Linked DNA regions of Homo sapiens: region 1 is linked to region 2. A link is an interaction called in ENCODE POLR2A ChIA-PET data of the cell type or tissue named here. Cell type or tissue: PC-9. All regions are shown on one strand. Region 1 has its middle 13 kb from the start of PROK1. Region 2 overlaps SLC16A4 (solute carrier family 16 member 4).

Region 1 (2,500 bases), 81 kb after region 2:
AGGCCTTAACTGGCTCTGAGTCTTCTATTGACTGCAGGGATGTTTTGTGCCCCCTTTAGAACTACACCCTGGACAGCTGACCCTGACAAGGAATAAGGTTGAAAGATGGGTTGCCACCTCTTGCTCCAACCCTGGTTGGGGCCATGGCTAGACTCAGAAGCCCAAAGCCACAGAATCACTGAGGTGAACAACTTTAGGTGAACGAAAGAGTCAGCTTCCCTGCTGAGGTTTTCCATCCCATATTTATGACAAAGGGCTCTGCTGGGGCCTGCACACAGCCATGGTCTGCAGCCACACCCTAGGTCCCTGCCACTCTGCTGTGTCCTGTCCCAGTTCTCTGCTCACCTGAGGGGCAGTGCTTGGGTCTTGGGAAGACCACTTGGTCCAGGTCACAGGAAGGATATGATTTATGGTCCTTTTGTCCAAAAGATCCTTTCCTGTCTCAGCCCCCTGCCTACTCGATAGACTCTGCTGCGCGTCAGTCACAGACATATTTGTTTCTGTGTACCTTGGGAGAAAAACACGAGTGTGGTTCTCAAAAGGATTCGGAGCTCCTGCGGGGGCTGGCCTGGTACAGGGCAGGAAAATATTCTGGGTCTAGTGAGGACAGAGGGGCCTTTATTTGGGAGCTGAAGATTAATGAGGAGGATTAACTGGATCTAAACAGAGAGAAACACTGGTGTGAGTAAGAAGACGTGGGCACATTTCTGACGGAGACGAGTCATGGAGGAGCCTGTGAAATTCTGTCTCAAAGCTAAACCCCAAAGATTAAGTAAACAAATATGTCAAATGGCAGCTTGACATGTTCTTGTTATTTTACATTTTGCTCGATTGGCATTTCTCATCAAATTAGCGGCAAAGCTCCCTTATGTTTCCTGACGGGGGGTTAGCACAGTGGTTCACTGCACAGACTGCCTGAGTTCGAACCCTAGTTTGGATGCTTACTAGAGACTTTGGACCCAAAGTTACTAAACCTCTCAGTACCTCAGTTTCCCCATCTGTACAATGGCAATAATAAAAATAGCACCTACGTGTTGTAACCAGCACACCACACTAGCATTACCTGGAGGGATCTCTTCAGTGAGGTAAACCAATAAGATGTCCAGGAAGGAACGAACAATCTTTTCTCGGATGTGCTTCAATTCCCCAGAAGCTGAACATGGTAGGAAGAAATCAGTTTGTTCAGATCATGTTCTGTTATTATCTTGAAGTTTAGAAGCACAGGTTTATGTAGGCAGAGCTCAATAACAGCTCCATTTGGGAACACAGATACACAAATCTTATCTAAGTACTTCTTAATACCTTGCTTAAACATATGAGTCACTGTTTCACAGTAAAATGGAATGTTTGCTCAATATGGGCTATGATCTTAATACTGTGCTATTCTTTTTTTTTTTTTGGTAGAAAAAGCATAAGGAGAGTGGGCTTTGAAGTCTGTCCTGGCTCCTCTCAGATTGTGTCCAAATCAAACCTCCCAAACCATGTGTGTTCCCTGAGACAGGCCTCACTGTTGCTGCGACTCCCTTCTAGAAGGAGGCAGTGCTAGGGAATGTTGCTCACCCCCTAGACCACCAGTTCCCAAGCACCAAAGGAAGACGTTACTGCCAAGCACCAAAGGAAGACTCTGCTTCTGTGGGGCCTTCAACAAGCCCCTCTACAGCTTGGACTCTGATGCAGGTGCTCCTTGTACCTCCCACTCCCAGAGAAACACTACCCTAACCCATCACCCCAACCTTTGAAGGAAATCAGTTAAACAAATAATGAAAATTCTACTTTTCTTTCCAAGTGGCAGAGAGGCTAGTTTCCATTAGGAGAAGTTCCAGCTAAGATAGAGGGTAGTCTTCATGCTAAAGCAAGGACTAGCAAGCCCGGGAGAGGGAGGAAGAAGGGTGTGTGTGCGCACCTGGGTCTGTGCCCATCCAGAATTAGGTTTCAAAGGGGGAACTATTGTGCCTGTGAAAACCTGAGTCATCAAAGTGCAAAGGGGGAAAAAGAATACAGAGAGGAGCAGTTGCGCAGGAGAGAGAGGAGGTCCCTTGAAAGGCAGTCATTTCCGTGCACTTTAAGGCAAACAGCTGGGCCCCCACCTGGACTCTGGAAAGCCTTGCAGGTGAGGAGGCTGAGCTGGCTGCTCTGAGGCCCAGACCAGGAGGCAACATGTGTTCTACATACACACTCCCTGGACCCATCTGGGGCTCAGCTGGGAAGGGATGAGACAAGGACCTGGGCTGCCAGATGCAATGCTCAGGGTCTCCAGGGGGTGTCAGAGAGTCAGGGCAACAGAAGGCGGGGCCCAGGACCCTCTCCTGGGAGCTGCCCCACTGCAGGAGCTGCTGGGGGTGGTATCTTAGTAGCAGTAGCCCCATGGGCAGAGGCAGCCTGCAGCTTACTGTCAGCGTGAGGGGAGGACAATGAGACATTTGAGAGCCTGCAGTGTCAGGCTGGCCATGCCTGGTCTCATTAGCCTTCAAGAAGGGGCCTGAGAAGAGGCTCTGGTGCA
Region 2 (2,500 bases):
AACTAGAACTTCATGGCCTAACTTCCAGGTTGAGGGCCTTACTCATTGAACCTATATTAAGGCATTAACAGACTGGAAAGGCAATGCATGAAATACTGAATCATGGCATTTAATAATTCCTCAGCTTTCTTTGTTTGAATGCTGATTCTCCCAACTTTGTTACTAAGTCAAGTGGAAGCTAAATATTGCAATTCCTTACTTTCTCAGCGTTACATATCAGTAAATGAACCTTAATTTTAGAAACTGAATTCCTATTCAGTCTTGAATAGGAATCTTGGAATTGCCCTTTGTGGTTCTTCTCCTTAGACAGCAAGCTTATTGCCAGCTTTATACCTGCACAAAAACGAAGAGATGACATGATGGATCCAATCCAACCAATTTGCTCTGAGGTGCCTTCAAACTCTTCTTGAAAGACCACAAAGAAAATTGCAAAAGTCTTGGTCATCCCCATCACAAACACATTCACCTAAATCAAAGCAGACCAGAGTCCAACTCAGGTGGTAAGTGAGCCATTACAGAGGCAATTACGGCTACTAGAAGTTATGATTCCCTCAGCTTACTACTATTTACCAGTTTGCCTTATTGGTTGAGCCTCATTATACATCTTATATTTTATGGGGGAAGTCATTCCTTTTAAAGTAGCTAAGCATTTTAAATGGAAACATCTCATTTAATCCTCATTTCATGGCTTTGGAATAGGCATGCCAATGTTGTGTACCAAATAATTTATACCAAATAAACCACCCAGTGGGTTCATCTTGCCTGCTGCCTAGATACAGTTGATTTATCAAGACAGGAATTGCAATAGAGAAAGAGTTATTCCCACAGAGCCCATTGTGCAAGAGACTGGAGTTTATTAGACCAATCAGTTTCCCCGAGCTTTTGGGGATCAGAGTTTTTAAGGATAATTTGGTGGGTGGGAGGCCAGTGAGTTGGGAGTGCTGATTGGTTGGGTCAGAGATGAAATTCTATCAAAGCTGCCCTTTTGCGCTGAGTCACTTCTGGGTGGAAGGGTGGAGGGGGACCCACAACCAGATGAGCCAGTTTATTAATCTGGGTGGTGCCAGCTGATCCATCAAATGCAGGGCCTGCAAATTATCTCAAGCACTGATCTTAGGTTTCACAATAGTGATGTTATCCCCCGAGCAATTTGGGGAGGGTCAGTCTTGTGGCCTCCAGCTGTATGACTCCTAAACCATAATTTCTAATCTTATGGCTAATGTGTTAGTCCTACAAAGGCAATCTAGTCCCCAGGCAGGAAGGAAGTGTTTTTTTTTTTTTTTGGAAAGGGCTGTTAAAAGGAGGTTTTTTTTTTTTTTTTTTTTTTTTTTTGGAAACGGCTGTTAGTTTCTCTTTCAAAGTTAAGCTATCAACTAAGTTTCCCCCAAAGTTAGTTCAGCCTACGCATGGGAATGAACAAGGACAGCTTGGAAGTTAGAAGCAGGATGGATGGAGTTGGTTAGGTCAGATCTCTGTCACTGTAATAATTTTCTCAGTTATAACTGCAACAGCAGTTCCAAGATCAGGAAATTGAAGTTTAGAGAGGTAAAAAGTTGCTTAAAATAGGGGTACTGGAACTGAGATTTGAACCCAGATTAGACTGACTCTAGACCTGGCACTCTTTTACTGCCCTCAGTAGCATCTGTTAAAGACAGCTAATTCCAGTTACCTTTGTGGGAGAAAAGTGTTTGTCCAAAGAGGAATAATTATTCCTGTCAGTTCTTAGATTAGTTTTGATTTAACTCTGCTGCTGAGCTGAGTACCTTCCTTCACTAGATATATAAATAGGTTGACCATAAAATGTATCATCCAAATTGAGACACTCAAGAGTGAAAAGGGGTGCTTAATTTTGGATTAACTGGGATTTGTGGCCATCTTAAGGTTGGGCCAGGGGCCCCATCCTTTTCTTTCTGCCCCACCTAATCTTCCTTACCTGTACTCCACTAGAATTGCTGCTTTGGAGATGAGGTTTTCTTTCTGTGGAGTATTAACTTTTATTTCTCAGAATTCTAGTTAGCCGGGGGGCTGTTAAGTGCTATTCCTTCTTTCCGTTTTTAAGTAACAGTCATGCTTTATCCCACAGGGGTCTAGAGGGGAACCTAGCCAGGGTTTGCATTCACTCGTAAAGCCCAGGTGTACTCTCTGTCTCCAGGGGTTTCGTAGCGTTGGCTTTTCAAGGCCACTTCTGCTTTCAACCTGGCCATGCATTGCTTATGAACCACAAAACCAGCTGGGCATGGAGGCTCCTGCCTATAATCCTAGTACTTTGGGAGGCCGAGGTGGGTGGATCGCTTGAGCCCAGGAGTTCAAGACCAGCCTGGGCAACATGGCGAAACCCCGTCTCTACAAAAAGTACAAAAAATTAGCTGGGCGTAGTGGTATAACACCTGTAGTCCCAGCTACCTGGGAGGGTGAGGTGGGAGGAACACCTGAACCTGGGAGGTCGAGGGTACGGTGAGTTGTGATCACACTACTGCACTCCAGCCTGGGCGACAGTGAG

The links. Peaks named below come from ENCODE experiments on the same cell type or tissue, not always from the same donor. Only the 100,000 strongest peaks of a DNase experiment are listed, where the experiment ranks them.
Region 1: POLR2A ChIA-PET joins it to region 2 with 8 read pairs; 4 of 35 experiments call an interaction of 5 or more read pairs at or near these places.

Annotation. Positions count from the first base shown.
Region 1 is chr1:110,463,216-110,465,715 of GRCh38, forward strand. No RefSeq gene overlaps it. Among named protein-coding and RNA genes, the nearest start is that of PROK1, 13 kb to the left of the region's middle. In PC-9, no CTCF peak of the experiment used is centred here; DNase peaks (open chromatin) are centred at 736 and 1,326; H3K4me3 peaks cover 320 bases; H3K27ac peaks cover 1,586 bases.
Region 2 is chr1:110,382,501-110,385,000 of GRCh38, forward strand. SLC16A4 (solute carrier family 16 member 4) reads right to left here. Exons shown (of 9, transcript NM_004696.3): 3 at 334-466. Among named protein-coding and RNA genes, the nearest start is that of SLC16A4, 7.3 kb to the right of the region's middle. In PC-9, no CTCF peak of the experiment used is centred here; a DNase peak (open chromatin) is centred at 1,121; H3K4me3 peaks cover 1,562 bases; H3K27ac peaks cover 2,135 bases.